3 separate regions of the Mus musculus genome follow, and regions 2 and 3 are each linked to region 1. The links are chromatin loops, found by intact Hi-C in ENCODE. Cell type or tissue: heart. All regions are shown on one strand.

Region 1 (8,000 bases):
AACCCTCAGCCCTCATTTCCTCCCACACATTTTCCGCTAGCCCTCTATGTTTCGACTGTGAGGTAGCAGACTTCCACAGCGCTTAGCTGCCCAGGCCCCAGCTCCCTGACCCTTTGTACCATCTACTTTCTGCCTCTCTCCTTTCATTTACCTATAATTTACCACCCTCCCCTAATGTGCCCCCCAAATGCCCCTTCCTGGCTTCCACTGTGCTCCAGGTTAAACACACAAAAGACTTGACGCTAGGATCCACAAATACGAGAGAGCATGTGACTTTGTCCTTTGGGACCTGAGTTCCCTTACTCTGTACAGGTTCTTGCAGTTGCTGCAAATTTCATTATTTTGTTTTTCTTCAGAGCTGACTAGTGCTCCCACTAGTATCAGTGGGATATGTATGTATCAGAGGCACCGTTTTCTCAACCATCCATCTGTGGACCGACATCTCAGTTGATTCCATTTCCTGGCTATTGCACCAAGCATGGATTTGCACACATCTGTGGTAGGATGTGAAACCCACTGGGTGTGCGCCCAGGAGTGGTGTCGCTGGGTCATGTGGCAGTCCAGGTTGTCGTCCTCTGAGACACTTCCAGGTGTCTGCTTTACAAAGTGGCTGCACTATCTACAAACCCCACAACAGTGTGTAGGAGCTCCCCTCGTGTCACACACACCAGCAATGGTTGTCATTAATGATCCTGAGAGCCGCCATTCTGACTGGAGAGACATGAAATCTTAATGTCGTTTTACCACATTGACCTTTTACTTACTCTATGACAGAAAGCTTCTTCCAATTGGTCACTTCTAGAATAATGTCTGGAAACCACTCCCTGCTATCTATCTTCCGGACTCAGGAAAAAGTTTCAGGTCTTGGGACAGGAGTCAAGTCCCACAGGAACTCCTCGAGCCCTCTTATGAGTGTGGAAAGATCTAGAAACAAGAGACCAGCTGACGCGGGCGTGTGTGCCCTTGACCTGAGCTTATGTCAGGTGACAAATGCAGCTGGAAAATCAACCACTCTGGACCAAATGCTTCGTCCGCAGCTTTGTAGTCCTCCATACTCAGTATTTTAAGAGCAAAATGAGTCTTGTTTGATGAATGATGGACGGAGGGGAAGAAGAAAAGGGAGTGGAGAGGAAGAACTTGAGTGTGGAACTTCTGGAGAAGCCAGAGGGATGCCTCAACTAGGTCAGATGTGTCTCCCAAATTAATTGACTCCCCTAGTTTCTGCTTCCCAAGTCAACCGCTTGGGATAGAGCGCCTCCTAGTGGAGTTAAAGGTCGCTGCTGGAAAAAAAAAAGTTAAGAGCTGATGGGAAACCTGGAGAAATCTAACCAAAATGGAGACTGCTGGAGCTGGGATGTCCGCTGAAGGAACTCTTAACACCGCCTGCTTCTTTACGGGCACTCCAACCTAGAAAAGGTGGTGTCTAGTGACAACATTTATAGCATAAAACACAAACAAAAGCGAACAAAACAAAACAGTTTTAAGGTGAGAGCAGGGAAGGAGGGTGTCGATTGGCCGCTGAGTGTGCCAACTGGGTCATGGTGACGTCATCCCAGGCCAGGCTCTCGGGGGCTCTGGCTCTCACCATTGCCAGCCCAGAAGCCTCATCAGCCCAGATAAGCAGAAGAAATGAATCCCACCAATCTTGCCCAGGAGTCTGAACAGAAAACAACACAGTAAGGTGTACAAGCCAAGCCAAGAACTCAGGGGCTTGTCAACAGCAATGGTCCCTCTTCCCTGAAGGCAAGTCTAATGGGCAGGCAAGTCACTAGATCAGCCTGATCTGACGCCCAGAAATCAGAGCAAGGAAAACAAGCAGAGTTCCTTAGTAGAGGCTAGGTTGTCCCATCTCCAGAGTGACAATATTCCTGTCCAGAAGGGCAGCTGTCAACCTGAGCATCCTCCTGCACTCCACCCCACCCAACCCCACTGCCAGACCCTGCAGCATCTGGGTCATGCTACATTTCCTTAGCTTCCTCTGCATTCTTGGCCGTAGATATGGGTGACCAGTGGGGTATCTCAGATACCAGGTGTTTCTGAGCTGTGTTTTCTTGACTGTTTTACTGTGTTCGTAGAGAGTTGACACAGCAACAGAACAGCCTAGTTCTGTCAACAGGATGAAAGCTCTCACGTGAATGGAGATCTAACAACTCCAGCTACCCAGAAGCTAAGACAGTTTGTCAATCATCTTGCCAAGGGACCACCCCTAGGAAGGCTCACCTTAAACCATGCTAAAGAGACAAATGGAACAATTATCTCTTTAACAAAATGCTATACTTTGGCTTCCCGGAATGTCTGTTCCTGGTACAGTTCCTACAAGCTGCTATGAGATCCTGCTGGGTCTGCCCACCTTAATGAGTCCTGGTTTTAAAAGCTGTAAATATTTCCTTTTGGTTCTTTCTTGGCTATTTCTCTGCTTCCAGAGCCTATATGTGCTTTTCCACTATAGTAACTGGGCTTCCTTACTCTTTCTCTGATGCACCCTTCCTTTCTGGCTTTACTTAAATGGCTTTTCCCTTTCACTCTTTCTCTCGACATTCTCCTCCTCTGGGCTGCTAGATTGACAAGTTGCCTGCCCGGAGGAACTTTCCTTTCCTTTCCTTTCCTTTCCTTTCCTTTCCTTTCCTTTCCTTTCCTTTCCTTTCCTTTCCTTTCCTTTCCTTTCCTTTCCTTTTCTTTTTTAACTCTATGAAATTGTCCACTTTGAATAAACCTTGGCTTTGCTTCACTTTCAAACTTTTCCTGCCTTTGACTTAATTAACACATAAAATGGACCGCTTGCTGCACCCTAAATAATATCAGAGTGACTGTTCCTTCCTCCTTCGTCATCCAAGCAAAAGAGCAACTGTCTTGACCAGGTCAGTTGTGCCTGGTTGGAAGCAGCCATCATGACTGAGCCAGTGGATGGTTGCTGTTGGTCACAGGACTCTCCCTAAGACCCCAGTCACTCTTCCTGGGCACCTGCATGCCATTCTGCTCTAATTTCATGTGACCTCGGGTCTCCAGAGACAGTTTACATGCTGGGGGAGGTTGACTGAAGGGGACTCCCTCTATGTGACTTCAGGAAGAAGTCATCTTGCTGGGTGAAGACTTTCTAATGTGGCCACTTTATGGTCACCTGTCAGTAACCCCTCACTCAGACTCTATAAATAAACCCAACAACCTTCTAGTTCCTGAGGGACCTCTGACAGAACTGTACTTTCTTTGTTACTGGGACCTTAGAGAGGGAGGTCGACCTGGTTTATGTCTCCCTCAGGAGGGAATGCTTGCATCTCTCCCAAGCCCTGGTGTGGGTGCAGCTCATGGGAACAGGGCTAGCAAGGCCAGCCCAGGAACAGCTGCCACAGTCCTGGTGACTAGTCTGCTGGGTTTGGTGATACTGCCTAGATACATGACTGTTCACACAAAGCCCAATGGGTTTTCACATTCACCTACTATATTTTGTTCAGCAACACTTGTAAGGCGCAAGCTGTCCTGTTATGTGGCTTTAAACTCACCAAATCTCCTAAAATGCCAGGAGACCCAGGGAAATTACAGCCTGCGAGGGTGGTTTTTGTTGTCTTTTGTTTGTTTAGGGACTTAGGGGGTGGGGCTGCAATGAAGTCTTGATTTTCTACACTGTTCAGTAAGCTGTTCTGATGGATTATGGGTGAAAGACATTACAACACCTATCTTTCCCAGGAATGTTTCCTGACTTGCTTTGCCATCCCAGAGCCCCTAGGAGGAGCTGGAGAACTTCATTCTTCTCTGGGTCCTTTCTTGACAACCACACAGCCACCATCAAGTAAGCATTCAAGAGCTAGGTGGAAAATTCACTTCCATTTGGCCTAATGCCGAATAATAGACCCGAATTTGTGGAGCTTGAGGGTTTTTTTTAAGAGCACACAAAACAACGTGATAATTTGCTTTAATGTGAGGTAGACTGGGAAGAGGAGAAAAACACCAGCACCCACGAGGCTATCTTAGCACGCCACAGTGACCACAAAAAACTAGTCCCTTCAGTGTGGTAGTATCTTTCATTTGTCATATGATCTGAACCAAAAAAGGTTCGGTTTGTTTTCCTACCTAACCCTAATTTTAATTCTAACCCCTAATTTTCGCATTGTTCCTATAATTCCTATGCCCTCCGTGATGAACTCTTAAGTCTTGTAAGGTTTTTAAAAGACTAAAATGTGATTAACCGTTGAATTAGGAAAATAGAAAGTACCACGCAGAGATATTAACAAAAGTAAGGTGACTAAACCAACAAGCTGTAAAGTCAGTCGCTCGTGACATAGTATAGTGTTTTTGAGAATTAACCACGCATTATAATGCCTTCATCATGAGCAACAGGGACATAGGAGAATTAGCCCGGGCATTACAACGCCTTCACTAAAAAGGCGCCCTTGCCGTACCATTGTTGCCACAATGCCGTGACTCGGATTCGAACCGAGGTTGCTGCGGCCACAACGCAGAGTACTAACCACTATACGATCACGGCGAGCTACCGGAACGCCACACTGTGCTGTGTAACCAGTGCGACTCTTGAGACAGGGACGATCCATCCCCTGCCATCCCTATGCTGATGTACTGGGGGGGCCCCAGCGAACCACAACGATTGACCACAGTCTTCTTGAGTTTCTATTTGGCTTGGAAACGCACCACAAAAAGACAGCCATGAAAATGCTTGGCAAGCCCAGCGTGGTGGCGCCTAGGAACCTAAAACTCGGGACGTTAGAGGCCAGCCTGTCCCGAATCAGACACAGACTCAAAATTAAAATTAAAAATTAAATAAAAAAAACAAGGAAAAAAAGAGGCCCAGTCGGCCGCTGTTACCACTGCTGCGAAGCGGAGGGCTTCTTTACGCTAGCGCACAGATCTAGCCAGGGAAACCAAAGCGCCTGCGCACACTCATAAGTCCCGCCGTTGATAGGCAGAAACAAATGCCAGCAACCCGATGACGTCAAAAGGGGCGGGGCATCCAACACAGAAGAGACCAAGGAAGGAGTCCTGACCTTAAGTTCCCGGTAGCTCGCCGTGATCGTATAGTGGTTAGTACTCTGCGTTGTGGCCGCAGCAACCTCGGTTCGAATCCGAGTCACGGCATTGTGGCAACAATGGCACGGCAAGGGAGCTGTATTTTATTCTTCTGTTCGATTTTAATACTTAGCTAACATTCTAGAAAATTAATCTCAAACTGCCTGTTGAGAATTAGGGTTTTATACCAGCGCGGGCTAAATTAAACTGCAGGCGCACAAAAGCTTCCAGTATGTTAGAGGGATGGTGTTTGCACCCGAAGTACAGAGAATTGCGTCAGCCAGAAAAATGCAATGTATATATCTAACTGTTTTCAATATATATTGTAAAAATACGTTGGTTTTTCTTAGTCTCCTATACATACTTTTTACAAATTTCCATCAAAGCAGTAACGTAGACGCCGAAGTGATTTAAAAAAAGAAGAAGAAGAAGAAGAAGAAGAAGAAGAAGAAGAAGAAGAAGAAGAAGAAGAAGAAGAAGAAGAAGAAGAAGAAGAAGAAAGAAGAAGAAGAAGAAGAAGAAGAAGAAGAAGAAGAAGAAGAAGAAGAAGAAGAAGAAGAAGAAGAAGAAGAAGGAAGAAGAAGAAGAAGAAGAAGAAGAAGAAGAAGAAGAAGAAGAAGAAGAAGAAGAAGAAGAAGAAGAAGAAGAAAAGAAGAAGAAGAAGAAGAAGAAGAAGAAGAAGAAGAAGAAGAAGAAGAAGAAGAAGAAGAAGAAGAAGAAGAAGAAGAAGAAGAAGCAGCAGCAGCTCCGCAGAGGGTGTGACATTTGAGATAGCTTTTACAAGGAGAATGGGAATCTGTCAAACAGCAATTTAATGTACAAAGGGTTGAACACAGTCATTAAAAGGCTCTGTCTGTCGTGATTCCTCTCCTAAGTGTTCTCCCTGGGTCATTTTTAGGACCTGCCCGCTCCCACAGCGCTCTAGGGCCTGGCTCGGCTGACAGCTAGAACCTCAAGAACCTGTTGAGTGAATGGGCGCCAGTCGCTGGGGGCGGGAAACGACACTGAAAGCCGCGTGAGGGAAAAGCAGGCGGATGTCCTGCAGTCTGGGACGTGAAATAGTGAAAGGATTTAGCTGGTGTTTTGCGAGATCTCTGGTGGCTCTGCAGAGGAGAGTAAAAAGTGGCCACTTTGAACTCACTTGTGAGAAACCACTGGCACCTTCTTGGTTTAGCAAATATCACTGCCTCTCTGTGGAAGCCGTCACAGGCTAGGCGCCGTGTGGGTGGGAGCGCTGATGGACAAGAAGAAAACCGGACCGAGTCCCAGTTGCCGCCCAATGGGGTCAGAAGTGGGCGCAAAGCCGAGCGGGAGCATCAAGGAGAGAGGATTTAGCCATCCTAAATGTGGGATAAGTGGGAGAGGCTGCAAGGAAGAGAGAAGTCATGGGGGCGGAAAGCCGAAGCTGACCGGCATTCAATAGAGTTCTGTCCAAACTGCTAACTCAGTACCGAGGGCATCCGCCGCACTCTCAGCAAAGGTCCTCATCGGTCGCTGATATAGGGTGCGGGGTGGATCTGCAGCCAGGAGACCCACTGGGGAACGGCCCTGCAGGCAGGAGAACTCTGCAGAGTCCACTGGTAAGGGTCCAGGCCCCGGAGACCGGCTTCCCCAAGACAGTCACCTCGGGTCCCCGGATGCTCAGGAGGTCTCCGGCCACCTCCAACATCTCTCGCAAGCCCCAGATTACCGAACCAAAGTGAAGCCTAGTTAGCGGCGAGAATTCAATGCGCCTGCGCATCGCAGGCTCTGCTAGGTTGGAGTCCCGCCCAGCACACGGGTCATTTAGTGACGCAGGAAGTGGGAAGGCCTATGAGTATTGAAGAGCATATTCAGAAGAGCAATATTACAGGTCCCTGGTAGCTCGCCGTGATCGTATAGTGGTTAGTACTCTGCGTTGTGGCCGCAGCAACCTCGGTTCGAATCCGAGTCACGGCATTGTGGCAACAATGGCACGGCAAGGGGATCCAGTCTTTTTTTTTTTTTTTTTTTTTTTAATTTCCATGTTTTTTACAAGATTCACTGGTTTGGTTTGTTTTTTTTTTTTTTTTTCCCTCTTACTTTGAAAATTGAGCTACTCTAACGATCGCGCATCTAAGAATTCTTTAACGCTCTAACTACGGCTTCAGATCGAACAGTTTCTAATCCCTTCCTTCTGAAAAACCGTTATCTAAGCCATTCAACACGACCGAAAACAGCGTCCCTGTGCCCTTGTAGAGATTTCCCGCACCTCCGTTTTTAATTTTAAAAATCGGGTCGTTCGTTTGTAATTACAGACTGCGTGTGACCAAGTCTAACAGAAAGGTTTCTTCTCATTCTTCACGTCATCCACCAATTATTGCCATTTTCCAGTGCCATTATCTTGCCATGATAGTCCTAGTGCAACAAATACTTATGTATCCATACGTGTGAAGATATTCCTCCTCTTACATAACATACCGACACCTCCAACTCCCAAAAAATTATGATATGAGAACAGAATACGAGGCAGGTGACAGATTTATATAAGTGGGTAAAAGTACTCACACTGAGGGAATCTCCATCCATCTCGAGGCCTGTCTTCCTTGCATCTCTCGCCTCCCGTCCCTCCTGCCCATCTATTGCGAGTTGGGGACAGTTTAGTGTGGTAAAACAGAAGAAAGCGATGATCCATTAAGACCCAAATTTGGAGACTAGACGAGAAAATTGTCTTGACAGTCTACTTGACAGCCCTCCATTCTCATCTCTTATTGCCAAGAAAGATATAATTGAAGCAAAGCCACTAAAGTTAAAAAACAAAAACAAACAAACAAAAAAACACAAGTGCAATGCAGGCAGGACTCACTGAGTCCTTTTTATTGCGGGTTTTACTCTGGCTTTTGTTTTTATTGCTTTCATTGTTTTAGGCTTTTGGTTTTGTTTTTAAGATCTTTTAAAAATATTTATTTTGCTTTATTTGCATTAGAATTTTGCATATACATACATACATACATACATACATACAT
Region 2 (8,000 bases), 89 kb before region 1:
GCCTCCATTGGGATTCACTTTCAGGGACCTGCCAAAAACTTCAGAAAGCATCCCTATGTGCCAGTGATACCTCAAGTACCATCAGGTCTGCTAGTCATGCAGCACAATTGGCCTAGCAGCCTGCACAGCAACCTGGACCTGTGAAAAAACCTTCTCTTATTCCAAGAAACTATCCAAAACAAGTAGTCTTTTGAGACACTTGAAGTATATGCTGGAGTAACACAACCAACTTAAGAACAGACTGGCTCCAAATCCAAATAGAGCCAGTAGGCAGCATGCTTTTATTTCTAGGTGGTGGGAAGGGCCAAATGTAACAACTTACCATTCACCTTCTAAGGAATACCTCTCCCTGCCCCACACCCCTGGGCTCCAAGAAATTTCACTGATGTAAAAAATCCTTGCATTTTTTTCCATGTTCTTTCCCATCATCTGGTAGACATTTACTTTATCAAGAAGTCCAAAGTGAGGTCTACTCCCTGCTCTCTTGGTCCAATAGTTCTAATATCTTCAATAAAATGGACCACTGTGAGCACTGTGGAAAATACTAGTGATCAAGATTATTGCAAACTAAGGACATTAGTAGCCTAGAGATTTAGTGAACCCTGTCTTAGGGTTTCTATTCCTGCACAAACAAGTTGACCAGGAAGCAAATTGGGGAAGAAAGGATTTATTCAGTTTATACTTCCACACTGCTGTTCATCACCAAAGAAAGGCAGGACTGGAACTCAAGCAGGTCAGGACTCAGGAGCTGATGCAGAAGCCATGAGGGATGTTACTGGCTTGCTTTTCCTGGCTTGCTCAGCCTGCTCTCTTATAGAACCAAGACTACCAGCCCAGAAATGGTACCACCCACAAGGCCTCCCACCTTGATCAATAATTGAGAAAATGCCCCACAGCTGGATCTCGTGGAGGCACTTCCCCAACTGAAGCTCCTTTCTCCATGATAACTCCAGCCTGTGTCAAGTTGACGCTCAAAACCAGCCACTACAAACCCTTGAAGTAAAAAAGTACCAAGAAAAAAAAAAGCACTTGCTAGGTCAATGTTTTCATACCCAGTGCCAGGATTATGCTTTTCTACTGAGAAAAAGAAGCCACATCTGGTACAGCAGTGGCAATTAAAGGCCATGCTTAATTAAGTTTGTGGTAAACAGCGGTCTTCCTCTATGTTGTCTGTGTCTTTTGCACAGGCCTGTAGGAGATGTGATGGGAACCATTACCTTGCATCTTCTGAGTCCTCAAATGGTGGCACAAACTTTCTTCTCCCTGATCAGTTGAGATGGGAAGTTGGGTCAGATGCATATGACTATGAATCATAAAATTAACTTTGGGGCTATGAACCAAGGACTGCCCATTGGACTTAGATTACACAAACCTTCTCCCCATCAAACTGGAAAACATAGTAACCACTACTTGGAAATAAAACTCACTAAAGGGCTGGGCGTGGTGGCGCACGCCTTTAATCCCAGCACTCGGGAGGCAGAGGCAGGCGGATTTCTGAGTTCGAGGCCAGCCTGGTCTACAAAGTGAGTTCCAGGACAGCCAGGGCTACACAGAGAAACCCTGTCTCAAAAAACCAAAAAAAAAAAAAAAAAAAAAAAAAGCCTCACTAAAAGATGTGTATGTGTCTGGTTCCCACAAAAGCCACCGGTGTCAGATCCCTCTGGAACTGGAATTATAAATGGTTGTGAGCAGTGATGTGGGATCTGGGAACAGAACTTAGGTCATTTGGAAGACAGGCAGTACTCTTGACCACTGAACAGTCTTCCCAGCGCCCTTCTTCCTGCTTCCTTATATCTGGGATGCCACTAGAAGGGGATGTCAACATTAAAAATGTGTCTTCCCTCTTCAAATAATCCAGACAAGAAAATTCCTCACAGGTGTGCCTAGCTTCTTGCCTTTAAAAAAAAATGTTGATTCCATATCCAATCAAGTTGACACCCAATATTAACCGTTAGAAACCTGCCCCTTGTCAAATTGATACCCACTCACCTGTCTTTATGTCATGCTTAATTCCCAAATGAGAACAATAGCAAAGTCATAATTCTGCCTAGCATGATATAACTGTCTCACATAAAACCATAAGCACATTATTTCTTTTCTTCCATAATATGTGGCAAAGTTGCTTAGGGAACATTTAGTGTCTTGGTGTCACATACCCTGAATATGATACAATACATTTACAACACTTAATGTCTGATATACTAAATGTAAAACAGGGGTCTAGAGAGATGGCTCAGTGACTAAGAGTACTTTCTGCTCTTGAAGATCAGAATCCAGTCCTTAGCATCCACATCAATGTGCTTACACTCACCTGTAACCCCAGCTCCAGTGGATCTGAAATCCTCCCCCTCACCACACATGGGCATACTCACACAGACATACCCACATAGGGAGTGGAAACTTTTGGGGTTTTGTAAAGTCAGTTATGTCCAAGGATGTTTTTCTGAAGTAGACACAGGTGAAAGGATGTTTTGCTAAGGCAGACACATGAATGTTTTTGCTAAGGCAGACACAGGTGAAAGGATGTTTTGCTAAAGCAAATACATGAAAAGACAAGTGATAAAAGATTTTTCACTAAGGACACACTTGTATTCGTTTGCCTTACGTTGTGTCGCTGAGTTCCATTTGTGGTAATGCATAGGAAAAAACTTGCCAAAGAACTTCTCATGAGGTTCTGGAGGCTTCTTGCCACTTCTGAGGACTTGGACTGATTGGTAGAGTGATGTCAGCTGATACAGACTCACTTAGGGTTTTACTAAGACAGACTCGTGTGGTGAAGCACGACCCATGGGAAGACACTTGATATTTTGAGAGAGTATATATAGGATTCAATAGACAGTGATGGTGGGCTCGCATAGCTAGCTTTGCAACACTTCTTGGTCTTGGGTCTTTGTCTTTGCTGATCTTCACTTTGTTGAGTGCTAAGAACTTTTCCTGTTGTCCCTGCCGGTCCTAATTGCTTCTCCTGACTCGTGCCTATTCAGTGGAGTCCTGTTTATAGTAGGCTGTGTCACTGCTGCCGATTTGCGTTTACTAACCCAGCACCACTGAACTAGACTACCAGTATATTTGTAAAGGATTTTGCAAGTGGATCAAGCTGCCACTTCTGATTCCTGCAAACTAAACTGCTGATTTCCTGACAAAGCACATTAGATTTGCTCCAAAGAACGATTTCTAAACAGGTACACTTCCCCTATATACTAATAACATTTCTTCTCTACTACCTAAGATGGAGGTGGGCTACAGAGGAGGTTAAAACATTTAAAAACCATTATTAAATTAGGCTTTTAAATTTTTAAGCCAACATATAAATATAAATTTTAAAATAAAGACATTTCTTTACGTGATAAATACAGGTGGGCGGGAAAATGTTTCAGTGGAAAAGGCATTTGCCAGCATACAGATGACCTGAGTTCAAACAGTAGGAAGCACATGGAAGTCTTTCAGGTTGTTCTCTGTCCTTAAAATGTGCTCTGTGCTGCATGTACACACACACACACACACACACACAGAGAGAGAGAGAGAGAGAGAGAGAGAGAGAGAGAGAGAGAGAGAGAGAGAGAGAGAGAGAGAGAGAGAGAGAGAGAGAGAGAGAGAGAAGAGGAGTTCAATGTGATAAAATCTAAACATAAAAAATGTTGAGGGGGGACTTTTGAGATTGCATTGAAAATGTAAACGAGGAAAATACCTAATTAAAAAAAATGTTGAGGATACTGGTCGCAAGGCAGCTGGCTCAGGTTGGATGAGCCCTAGGGAGCCAGCAGAGAGCCAGCAGCCCCTTCTTGGCTATGTGCACCCTACTTCTCATCGGCCACGCGCGCGGGCAGACCCCAAGCCCATTGGTCCGTCGTGGTGGTGGTGGTGGTGGTGGGGTTTCAGGTGGGACAAAAGCGAAGCCACGTGCTGGAGGCCGCTGACCAGAGACTGAGCAGTGAGGGTCACACAACTCTGGGCTGGGCTCTGCGGCGCATCTGCGGCTGCTCGCGCAGGCGTCCGCTAGGGGGAGTCGACAGTGCCCAACCCAGGTAGGAGCCAGCGGGAGCGGGTCAGCGGGTCGGTCTCAGCCCGCGTCTGGCCCCGCCCCCTGCTGCTGGGCCCCAGGGCTAGAGGCGTCGGCCAATCGGAGAGTGGAGGTGGGGCATAGAGCCGGGCCCTGGCGCTATTTACCCCTCTCGGCTCCAATTCCCCTCTCCTGTTCCTGTCTTTTGCACTGGCTGGCAGAGCAAGAGGACGACGGCCGGGGAGCGCGCGCGAGGGACCCGGAATGGGTCCTCGGTAGTCTTAGTTCCGCTCAATGCTCAGGCCCTCGCCCCGACAATGACAGCGCCCGGGCTCAAGTGCGGCGCGCCCGGAGGTCATAGTGAAGCCGCGCCTGGCTCCAGGATCGAAGGGAGCGCGAGACATCAATGGACATCACTCCAGATCCTTCTTCATCTGGCTGCAGCTGGAGCTCTGCACCAAGGCTGTGCTGCTCACCACAGGAGAGATCAGATGCTACTATGATGATGCTCGCTGTGTGGCAACAGGTTATATGTGTAAGTCTGAGCTTAGTGCTTGCTTCTCCAGACATCTCGATCCTCAGGACACCAATTCCCCACTCATCCACAGCTGTCTGGACTTACATGCAAGCACAGCACAGACATCTGCGAAGACAAGCAGGCCCTAAACCACTCTGGCCCTGCCATGCCCACTTTGGAATGCTGTCACGAAAACATGTGCAATTCCCGAGGACTGCATGAAGTCCTCTCTCCTCCCAAGAGCGAAGCCTCAGGACAAGGAAACCAGTATCAGCATGACAGCAGCAGAAAACTCATCACTAGGATGCAGGAGCTGACTTCCTTCAAAGAACTGTGGTTTGGCGCAGCTGTGATCGCTGGCGGACTGATCTTGTGCTGCTGCCTTACTGTTTTGTTGGCCTTGCGAGTGCTTCAAAGTAAGAACAAGAGACTGCAGGATCGGTGGCAGCAGATGCTGTCCTGTTTGCACTACAGCTTTCACCGCGGTGGCTTTCCTAGATCTGAGATACAAAGCTTAAATTTGAAGAGATCACCAGTGTAATCAACTAGAGAAAGTACCCAAGGAGGAACAACAATATGAAATAACCAGTACCCCCCAGAACTGTGTCTCTAGTTGCATATGTAGCAGAGGATGGCCTAGTTGGCTATCAATGAGAGGAGAGGCCCTTGGTCCTGCGAAGATCATATGCCCCAGTACAGGGGAATGCCAGGGCCAAGAAGCATTAGTGGATGGGTTGGGGAGCAGGAGGGGGGGATGGTAGAGGGGACTTTCGGGATAGCATTTGAAATGTAAATGAAGAAAATATCTAATAAAAAAAGAAATGAAAATTGGCAATTGGATGTGTTTCATTTTATAGAGTTTGGTAAACTGTAATATGTTTATCATACTATAGACACATATTCAGTATTTTAATGAGCAACTGCTTTGTGTTCTGAAAAGACTGATTCTGCCATTATAATTTATTAACATCTATAGCAATTATGGAGATATCTATACAAATCATGACTGACAATGCGATAGCATATGTCTCTGGAAAAATGGAACAACTTTTGCATATTATAATATAAAGCTAACTATGGGTGTACCTCAGTTTTTTACAGGACAAGCAGTTATAGAGAGATCCAATTGTACTTTAAAAGAGATTCTTAACAAACAGAAATGGGTAACAAAGATTCCCAGAGTACATACAGATAGATTACACAGTGCATTATTGACTTTAAATGTCTTGATGCTAATGAACAAAAAACAACAGCTGCTAAGAAACATTGTACTATGGAAAAGCCTGCTGAGCTTAATCGGCCTGTATATACTAAGAATGTCATTATATCTGAATACAGGGAAGGAAATTATTAGCTAGGGGAAAGGCTTTATATATGTTTCTACAGAAAAAAAAAAACCTGTGGATTTGATCCAAATTGATAAAAATCTGATATGACAGGGAGAGACTCCTGAAGATCTTGACTATAGACAGGAAGAAAGAAATTAACAAGATCAACAAGGCAGATAATATGTACCTTGTTGCTTCTACATCTCTGAGACTGGCTGAGACTTAAAAATCTATATTTAGCTATAGTGGTTTGAATGTGCTTGGCCCAGGGAGTGTCACTATTTGGAGGTGTGGCCCTGTTGGAGAAGGTGTGGCCTTTTTGGAGAAAGTGTGTCACTGTGGGCATAGGATTTAAAACCCTCCTCCTAGCTGACTAGAAGCCAGTCTTCTCCTAGCAACCTTCAGATGAAGAAGTAGAACTCTCAGCTCCTCCTGTGCCATGCCTGCCTGGATGCTGCCATGCTCCCTCCTTGATGATAATGGACTGAACCTCTGAACTTGTAAGCCAGCCACAATTAAATATTGTGTTTATAAGAGTTGCTTTGCTCATGATGTCTGTTCACAGCAGTAAAAACCCTAAGACAATAGCTAATAAATATTATTGGCTACAAAGTCCTCCTAACATATTATTACATGCCATCCTTTCACATGGTTTGGATGGAGATTTATATTATAGTTCACTTATACAATCCAAACTAACTTAAGGAAGTCAGATGTCTTTTACTTGCTCAAACAAAGAACAAAGAATCACCTTTAACTGGTCTGTGCACACTAGACATTCAATACATATGTTAATGGAAAAACATATATTACTTGTGAGAGTTGATGTGTTTTCAGAGCAAAAGAACCAATTTTTTCTGGGGCCCCAAAAAGGAAAAACTATATCCAAAATCAATAGGAAGCAGTCTTAAAAGAATGACAGCCCATTTCACAAAAGGTGGGGTAGATGGTTTTATGTTCATTCAATGGGTTATGGATGGTTATTGTTATTTACGGGGGTTGGCTGCAAGTTATCCAATGGTCTTGATTAAGGAGAAAACAAGGTATAGAAAATTAGACTCAGGGACTTCTCTGTTTCCTTTTCTTTTCTCTATCACTTCTTTCTTATGGAGGGAAAAAAGGGTTGAAGAGAAAGAAAGGAAGAGATAGGAATAATATAGAAATAATAGGGGAAAGAGGTAGATTATTGAATCTACTCTTTTTTTTGTTTTGTTTTGTTTTGTTTTGTTTTTTGGTTTGGTTTTTTTGTGTGTGTGTTTTGGTTTTTTTTTTTTTTTTTTTTTTTTTTTTTTTTTTTTTTTTTTTTTTTTTTTTTTTGGTTTTTTTGAGACAGGGTTTCTCTGTGTAGCCCTGGCTGTCCTGGAACTCACTTTGTAGACCAAGCTGGCTTCGAACTCAGAAATCTGCCTGCCTCTGCCTCTGCCTCCCGAGTGCTGGGATTAAAGGCGTGTGCCACCATGTCCAGCTGAAGCATTTTTTAATGAGCATAGAGACCTGAGATTTTGGCTGAAATCCTATTTCTTCTTGTCAGGAGCTGCTGTTCCCTCAAGAGAGGTAAACATGTCTACGGAGCTGAGTACTTCATAAACACAAGGCAAAGATTAGCTTTCCATGGCAACATGACTCAGATTTGAATTCCTCATTGAATGAAGGATATTTCCTTCATTTTGTCCATTTTTTGTCCATGTTTGTCCATGGTGGACAGCATTTTGTCAGTGGTTGAATCAAGGAACAATTTTGCCTCCTGGCAGCCTGCCCGATTTGAAGCAAACATAAGGAGTCTCTGATGTTCATCATCTTCTCTGAGGTAGAAGTGGAGGTGATGTATGGAGGTGACATGTCTCATACCCAAAAATCCTTAAAATAATAAAACATCCTTTAATGACATCTTCCGTAGGTCTCTGAGGGTTTTGAACACCACCTATTCATCCATAGACTATCTGACATGAATAGGCAAACTTAACTTGTTTTAACTTGTTTTACATTTTGCTGTATTTTGTTTTGTTTCGTTCTCCAAACACGTGGGGAAAATTCTTACAGTCATGGCTAATCTGGCAATGACTGCCACAGAGGCCAACCTTGAGATAGAGACAAAAATTTACTCTTAAAAAAAAATTGGGCTGGTGAGATGGCTCAGTGGGTAAGAGCACCCGAC
Region 3 (8,000 bases), 140 kb after region 1:
TAAATTTGCATTGCTTGCTAAACACTGATAGAAACAGCTGTTTTTTTCTCTTATCACTGCAAGTCAACAACGCAGCTGACCTTTGAGGAGCAAAGCCCAGGAGTTACCAAGAAAGCTGCCTTCAAGCTGACGTTCGCCCAGAGTCTGTGTTTCTGGGCTGAAGTGTGGTACAGGGATGAGAACATCCCAGGTCACCAAGGAGAAGACAGGGACCCGAGGGACCAAAGACTCTGTGCATTGCCCCTAGCCTCACTCTGGGATTCTATAGATTATGAACAGGATTACAGGAAGAGACAGAGCTTCCTGCAGCTCCTCCCACCCCTACTAGACAGGTAGATAGTTGTGGTCTAGCCCTCTTGGGTGTGCTAACACAATGTTCCTCTACTAACTAAGAGATTTAGTTCTGTAGATTTTTAGAACGAGAATTATGATTTGGCATCTAATCTGGTAGACACAGTGCTGGGTTGTTAGGTTGGTTCTGCCTTTGGTCCATATGATTCATACGTCAGAAGCCCAGGGCAACTTGGCAGTCTGGTATCTTAGCTTTTCTCCTCCTATCTGTGATTCTTTTACTTCAAACAGTAGACAAATAAACAGCTGTGACCAATGGACAGATGTAAGCACACTCAGCAGTAGGGAGAGGGGCAGGGACCAATGCATACGCCCCCAAGGCCAACACCAGCAGATACAATGTCATGTCAGGACCTACCATTTGGGCCGAGCTCAGGTATTGGGTAGTTCTCCTGAAATAAATAAAACAGAGAAAGTTGTTTAGTCTGCATAATAACTTATCCTTACATTTTTTTCACTTATAAAATATTCTCCTGGAGGTTCATTGAATTATTTCTCAGAACAGAAGTTCATACCATACCCTACAACCTGTGAGCTCTGAAGGGGCAGCGCATCAGGCAGGCTAGAGACCCTGGCCTGCTTGCCACCAACCTGCTCAAAACAGAGCCATTAGCCCAGATAATGTCATGCCCGATACATTCCAAACACAATAGAGAACACAGCTGAAGTTAGTGACCTGCCACAGAATGGAACAAGGTTGTGAAGCTGGGTTCCCTCCCTGGAAAACTGCCAGCCGCCCCACAATCGTTTTCAACTATCAGATTCTGACGGAAGCCGCTCTAGTTACTCAACGCACCACCACCTCTCTGGTGCTACTTGCCCAGGACTGAGAAAAAAGTGTGCTAGATGTATCCCTGGCAGAGCTGCTGTCTGAGCTGCTCTGGGTCTCTAGACTTGCCTTCCGCTTCTCCTAGAAATCATGCTCTCAGATACAGATGTTTGTTATGATGTACTCCTGCGGGAAAGAAGGGAGTAGCAAGCTGGGGCTTCCAAGGGCTCTGTTAGACTGGTAGGAGGTTATCTACACTGCCAGTCTGTTCTTTTACTTCAGCTCAGGTGTATACCCAGTCCTCCCTTCTAAAACATCCATGGGGAGTTTAGGAGCTCATTGGGAACACAAGGGCCCTGCAGTTTAGTGCAGAAAGCAACCGGAGGTATTCTGGTGTTCACAGATAGTATTAGAATAGAATTTGTTTACTAACCTTTTCTCTGTGGTTAACTGGCCAGGGTTAAGTCAGGGTTGACAAGGAGGAAGGACAACTGAGTGAGCAGACCCAAGTGTTTACTGATTCTTTGTGGGCAGACAGGAATCAGGGAGAAGGCAACACAAATTGTTTACCATGGCTACTGTAGGCCAGATCAAACTTCCAACTCTGCCTTACACAGCCCAGAGCTTACAGATGAGAAAGAAACCTGAGGCTAGGGTGGTAGGAAACTTGGTCAAGATCCTGCCACCAGACAGAGAGGATTAACCAGGGCTCAGCCCAGCTGTACCTGACATCTATACCAGTTTCCACTGTACCTGGTGCAGTCCTGAGGAAATGACCTTTCTTCTGTCAATCATGTAAGGCGATTGCTAGGTGGACCCCATACAGAGTGCCCTGATGGGTCTCTGATTAAAGCTTTCCTGGCCAGTGAGATGGTTTGGCAGGTTAAGGGGGGCTTTGGGACAAGCCTGATTACCTGAGTTTGATGCCTGGAACCCACATGCTAGAAGATGAGAGCCAACTCACAAGTTGTCCTCCACATACCATGTTTCTTCTCTCTCTCTCTCTCTCTCTCTCTCTCTCTCTCTCTCTCTCTCTCTCTCTCAGATACACACACACACACACACACACACACACACACACACACACACACACAGAGTGAATAAATATGTTTTAAAAAGAAAGCCCGTGCCCCAGGCCTGGCTCAAGCCACTTGCTCTAGGCAGCCTCACAGCATCAATGCATACTGACAGCAGCTAGGCTAAACCCGCCTCAACACTATCATGCTCAACAGCAGATCCAGTGCCTGGCTGCAAACCAAGCCTGCAGCCTTCCCCAAAGGCGTCCACGTAAGGTCTAAACGCTTTCACTTCAGACCAGCAGACTCTCTTGTGGGGAAAAGTTCAGGGCTAATTAAACTTCTCCAGAGGGGAAAACCCAGTTCACGTGCTAATGCTGAGAGGCACAGAGCTATGGCGTCCATTGGGTTATCCCATGCTAGGTGCTCTACCGGCACCATCACTTCAGCTTCCGAGGCTCCACAGCCTAAGAATGAAGAATTGAGATAGTTACAACCTGCCCTGCAGCTGCAGGGGCTAAGCAGAGGATGACCACTACTGGAGACCAGGAAGGAGGCACCGACTTGGGTGAGGGGGAAAAAAACATTCAAAGTAATTGAGGCACTTTTCATTTTGCTTTGGGGGAGTGGTTAGGTTTTTTTGCTTGTTTGTTTGTTTGTTTTTGTTTTTGTTTTTTCCTTCACAGTAATTTAAAGAAGGAAAAAAAATCCATTTTTAAAGAAATCACCACCTTAGAACCGCTATCACCAAATCTTTCTCAAAGAAGTCTCAGGTCCCATGTTTGATATTAACTAACACCCTAGATTGTTATGTAAACTTATGTTTCTGTTATAGCAGATACAATTTTAACTTCAACTAAGGTGCAATCTAATGAACCAGTTTTGTTTCTAACTTGGAACCTCACCCACCCTCCGTACTAATGGTCTCAGCAGACAAACCCCAGGCACTTATGTCTCCACATTCTTCCTATCTCTGCTTCCAGCCAGGGCAAGCTGCCCTTGCCGAATCACACACAAAGGTGCAGTGACTCTTCTGGACACCAGAGGGTGCTATGCTGATAGTCTGTTTACTGTTGCGTGGCAGAGGACATTGAACACTTCATTCTTTCCACCATTTCCCTCCCCTCTCTCCCCACACTCTCTCTAGAGGTGACCTTTAAGCTGTCCCTCCTCCCAAATGCTGGTGATACAGCTGAGTGCCACGACACCAAATTTTTGTGGTGCTGGAGAAAGAGCCCAAGGCTTTGTGTATACAAGGCAAGCAACAGAGCTAGAGTCCTCAACAACCTCTCCCTACCTCTTGGTGACTTCACTCAACTGTGGCTCAGTTCTGCCTCCCTCTCTCTGCAGGGGGCATGCCACTGGGCACAAGACCTTATTAAGATCAACCCTTGGTAACTGGAGAGCCAGCTCAGCAGTTGAAACTGCTTGATGATCTTGCACAGGACCAGAGTTCAGGTTCTGGCATCCATGTTAGGCTGTTTACAAATGCCTATAGCTCCAGCTCCAAAGGATCCAACACTTTCTGGCCACTGCAGGGACACATATGCACACACATACACACAAATATGAACTGCCCTGTTTATACCTAAAAAAAAAAAAGTTCTCACAGCTGGTAAGCATATACCTATAGCCCCAGTTTTAAGGAAGCTGAGGCAGAAAGATCTAGTATCTTAAGATAGCTTGAAGTAGACAGCAATATTGTCTCAAAACAAATAAGCCTTAACCTTGTAAATACTAAGAACCAGTGTGGGTCCCCAGCCCCGGCTTTACCAGGCTACCACAGACCACTGAACACCAAAAGGTGGTGGTGGTTGGCCGCCCTGTTTACCTAATCTCCTTTTCCATCTCAGATTTCCTACATGCTTTCCTAAGCTTTCCTCATCTCCTCATCTCTCAGGGTTCTGAGGGCTGTGCTCAGGGGTAGAATGGATGCCTAAAAATGGTGAGAACAGGCAGGCAGACCAATGTACCCATGCATGCATGGATGCACCCATGCATATCTCTCTCTCTCTCTCTCTCTCTCTCTCTCTCTCTCTCTCTCTCTCTCTCTCTCTCTCATACACACACACACACACACACAGAGTTACTTAGTTCCTCTGAGAGCCTATCCCTTCACTTTATTTTCGGTGATTGTCATTTCAGGTACATTCAAGGTTTCCTAAGCAGGATTTCTTGTGAATGATTCACAGAAGTGCAAAGAGGAGCTCTAAGTCTTCTTTAGTTACAGCAGCATCCTACAACCTTTTTTGAGTCAGAAACATCTGAATCACATCTAAAGCCACCCTTCTCTCTTCAGCACACTCACTCTCAGTAGCCTCAGACAATCTCCAGGAAGATGCCCCTGGTCGGATCACCTCAGCTGTCTCTGCCATCCAAATAGTGTGTGTGTGTGTGTGTGTGTGTGTGTGTGTGCATATATATGTGCATGTATATGTATGTGTATATGTGTATTTACATATATGCATGTGTATTTACGTATATGTATGTATGTATATATATGTATGTGTGTCTCTGTGTGGTTTGAATGTCTCTTCATCAGCTCCCTTTAGTATACTTGAGTTCACACCCTCAACCTATTTTGCCTAGAGCAGTGGTTCTCAACCTTCCTAATGCTGCGACCCTTTAATACAGTTCCTCGTGTTGTGGTGACCCCTGATTATACAATTACTTTCATTGTTAGTTCATAACTAATTTTTCTAGTTATGAATCATAATGTAAATATCTGACATGCAGGGTATCTGATATGTAACCTCTGTGAAAGGGTTAAAAACCGCTGTTTGAGAACCTCTGGTCTAGGCGGGAGTATTGTCCCTCCTCCAACCGGCCTGGGTGAGCTGAGAGAAGTCAGGCTCTGGAATAGCCTGCCCATGTACAAAACTGGCTCTCCTCAACGTGCTGTGTACCTAGGGCATGTTATATAACCTCTTGGATTTCCTCTTTTGTATCATGAGGATAATCATGAAAGAGAATGCCGACTCACAGTAAACATGTTTGCTCTTATTACAAAAGAAATAGCTCAAAGTTCTGTTCCAGTAACAGTTTAACCAGCTCTGGACAGCCTTGTCCTTCGGAAAAGGGCAAAGTACTTCAAAGTGTTGTAGGGGAATATTAGACTCCCCTTTTTTTCAATGGTAAATTTGAAAGAAATTTGTCCTTTAAAAGGATGGGACTTGGAAGTCCTCAAGTAGGCCTCTAGCAATGATTTAGGCTTGTTTCATATACCATAGAGATGGAGCTACCCCCATACCTTAAAGGGACAGGCAGGGAAGGTAATGTGGCCTGTGCCCAGATTCTTTTTTTTTTTTTTTGGTTTTTCGAGACAGGGTTTCTCTGTGTAGCCCTGGCTGTCCTGGAACTCACTTTGTAGACCAGGCTGGCCTCGAACTCAGAAATCCGCCAGCCTCTGCCTCCCAAGTGCTGGGATTAAAGGCGTGCGCCACCACTGCCTGGCGTGCCCAGATTCTTAGCAGATGTCTTTGCCACTTGCTCCCACCTGTCAGCCTGCCTGTGACCCGTTAAGGTGGCGTAGACACCATTGTTACTCTCTTCCTGCTTTATCTTTCCCTAACTCCCATGTATCTGTCTTGAATTCTCAGAGTGGGAGGAAAAGCCAAAGGTTTTCCAATTAAGCAAGAGACTTTGCTCTAGCCTTTGGTCCTGGCATATGAGGCGGTCAAAATAAAGGATTGAAGTTCTCCCAAGCCCATTCACCTGGTCCTCTGCCCAGGCTCTCCTTGTTCTATCCAGCCTCTATCCTGCTGAAATTCGAATGTTTATATTCCTCAGTAGCCCTGAAAAATCCTGTTCATCTCACATGGAGACCCCATTCCCCAATCTCACCTCCAGCCACACCAAACACTTCCCACTTATTCATCCTCACAAAGGCCCCTCCTCCCGCTTCCTCCCCAAGATCTCACAAGAGAAGGGAAGCGAAACACCCTAACTCCTAAGGAGACTTAAGTGTGACTGTGTTAGGATTGAAGAGTCTGCAAACACCCAGATGGGTCTATCCAGCAGTCTAGATTGCTGTTTTTATTTGTTTGTTTGTTTGTTTGTTTTTGAGACAAGGTCTCTTTGTATAACCCTGACTGGAACTAGGCTGGCCTCAGACTGCCAGAGATGTGCCTGTTTCTGCCTGCCTCCCACTTGCTGGGGTTAAAGGTCAGTGGCAGTCCCTGGCTTTCAGCAGGCTTTTGCAGCCTAGGCCCTAGGCAGCTCAGGCATTCCTTTCTTTAGAAGCCTTCCCTGGGGTAACATGGGGAACTGGGACCAGAATGCATTTGCACCTTCTAGCCAAAATATCACCATCTATACAGGACAGAGAACTACTTAATTCTCATCAGTAATATAAATGTTGTTCTTCCTATTAAAAATTAAAGAACAAGGGCTGGTGAGATGGCTCAGCGGTTAAGAGCGCCGACTGCTCTTCCAAAGGTCCTGAATTCAAATCCCAGCAACCACATGGTGGCTCACAACCATCCATAATGAAATCTAATGCCCTCTTCTGGAGTGTCTGAAGACAGCTACAGTGTACTTACATATAATTAATAAATAAATAAATAAATAAATAAATAAATAAATAAATAAATAAATATTTTTAAAAACACAAGATCAAAACATATGCTAATTTATTAGATAATACTTATTTATAGTATTTATAGTAAGCAAGAATATGCCTGTTAGTAGCAATGGAGAAGGCTTGTGCACATTTTTATATAAGTATTTGTGCTCTTTTATATTGGGCTGATAACTCTCTGCAAACCTTAACCAAGTTTCCTATGGTTAGAAATGATATATATATATATACATACACACACATATACACATATACATACATATATAGTTTGGAGAAAACCTCTACATTCAATGTCATTATATATATACATATGTACATATTCTTCCTCCTTAATATGTCATAGGATATTTGAAAAGGAATTTCCCCTAATCTATGAGCCCCTTTCTTCTCAGAATAGGGTTATTTTCTCAGAACATTAAAACCTTATCAGACTGGTACTTCCTTCTACTTTGATGGGAAGCAGCTCTGTGCCTCAGGACCTTTCCAGACAAAGGCAATACTTTCTTAAGCATTTGATAGAGAAGCCGGGTTGCTGTTTTGAATCTGAAGTGGCTTATCATTGTTTTGGGTTTTGTTTGCTGTAGAAACATAATTTAGATAGAAAGAAAGGAAGTATTTCTTTGGACGGTTCCTTGTTTTCTAAATGAGTTTGGTATTCTATTTTTCCTCTGAAGTGCCTCTGACAGGTAAGACTTCATTCAATGCTTTTTCTTTCTTTTTAATAATGAGGATTGAACTTAGGGCCTTGCCCATGGTAACCCTATCTCTAAATTACATCTCTAGACTTTTCTTACTATTGAGAGAAGGACTCACTAAACTCCCCAGGCTGGTCTCACACTGTAGCCCAGAGTAGCTCTGAAGGCCTTGACCTTTCAGCCTTCCTGCCTTGGCTTTGTGCATAGCTGGGGCATAGGCTTAGACTGAGCCCAGACATACTAAATTATGGACTAAGCTGTACCCTTTCCCTCTTCAAGTTTTCCCCCTGGTTGAATCCACCTTCTCACTGATGGCTATCAAGGTACCTGGCTCTGTCAGATGTTGATAACACCAGCCAGGAAAAGGGACAGGATGTCTGGGACCATTTGACCCAACAGGTGATCACGACAAGAACTTCCTTCTCGTCCAAAGCTTAACAGTGAAGTCGATGTGTTTTATTAGAGATGCGACTTGTTTTTTAAAAAACATCATCAAGGGCTGGTGAGATGGTTCAGCAGGTAAGAGCACTGACTACTCTTCCAAAGGTCCTGAGCTCAAATCCCAGCAACCACATGGTGGCTCACAACCA

Evidence for each region. A loop is a pair of places that touch in the nucleus more often than their neighbours do. Peaks named below come from ENCODE experiments on the same cell type or tissue, not always from the same donor. Only the 100,000 strongest peaks of a DNase experiment are listed, where the experiment ranks them.
Region 2: a loop joins it to region 1, with 4 times the contacts of the local background. A loop is called at or near these places in 25 of 42 quality-filtered maps.
Region 3: a loop joins it to region 1, with 3 times the contacts of the local background. A loop is called at or near these places in 5 of 42 quality-filtered maps.

The regions. Positions count from the first base shown.
Region 1 is chr2:122,374,448-122,382,447 of GRCm38, reverse strand. It overlaps Gm39918 (predicted gene, 39918), which reads right to left and starts at 7,615. Exons shown (of 3, transcript NR_166177.2): 1 at 7,543-7,615. It overlaps n-THgtg4 (a tRNA gene), which reads left to right and starts at 6,883; the gene lies at 6,883-6,954. It overlaps n-THgtg3 (a tRNA gene), which reads left to right and starts at 5,014; the gene lies at 5,014-5,085. n-THgtg5 (a tRNA gene) reads right to left here and starts at 4,480; the gene lies at 4,409-4,480. In heart, CTCF peaks have their summits at 1,259 (motif pointing left) and 3,716; DNase peaks (open chromatin) are centred at 917, 1,537, 4,937, 6,827 and 4 weaker places; H3K4me3 peaks cover 4,594 bases; H3K27ac peaks cover 2,954 bases.
Region 2 is chr2:122,463,933-122,471,932 of GRCm38, reverse strand. It overlaps the pseudogene Bambi-ps1. Among named protein-coding and RNA genes, the nearest start is that of Slc28a2b, 17 kb to the left of the region's middle. In heart, CTCF peaks have their summits at 3,801 and 4,000 (motif pointing right); a DNase peak (open chromatin) is centred at 4,092; H3K4me3 peaks cover 1,347 bases; H3K27ac peaks cover 1,038 bases.
Region 3 is chr2:122,239,225-122,247,224 of GRCm38, reverse strand. Sord (sorbitol dehydrogenase) reads right to left here. Exons shown (of 9, transcript NM_146126.4): 2 at 710-743. Among named protein-coding and RNA genes, the nearest start is that of Sord, 8.4 kb to the right of the region's middle. In heart, a CTCF peak has its summit at 3,175 (motif pointing right); a DNase peak (open chromatin) is centred at 3,194; H3K27ac peaks cover 400 bases.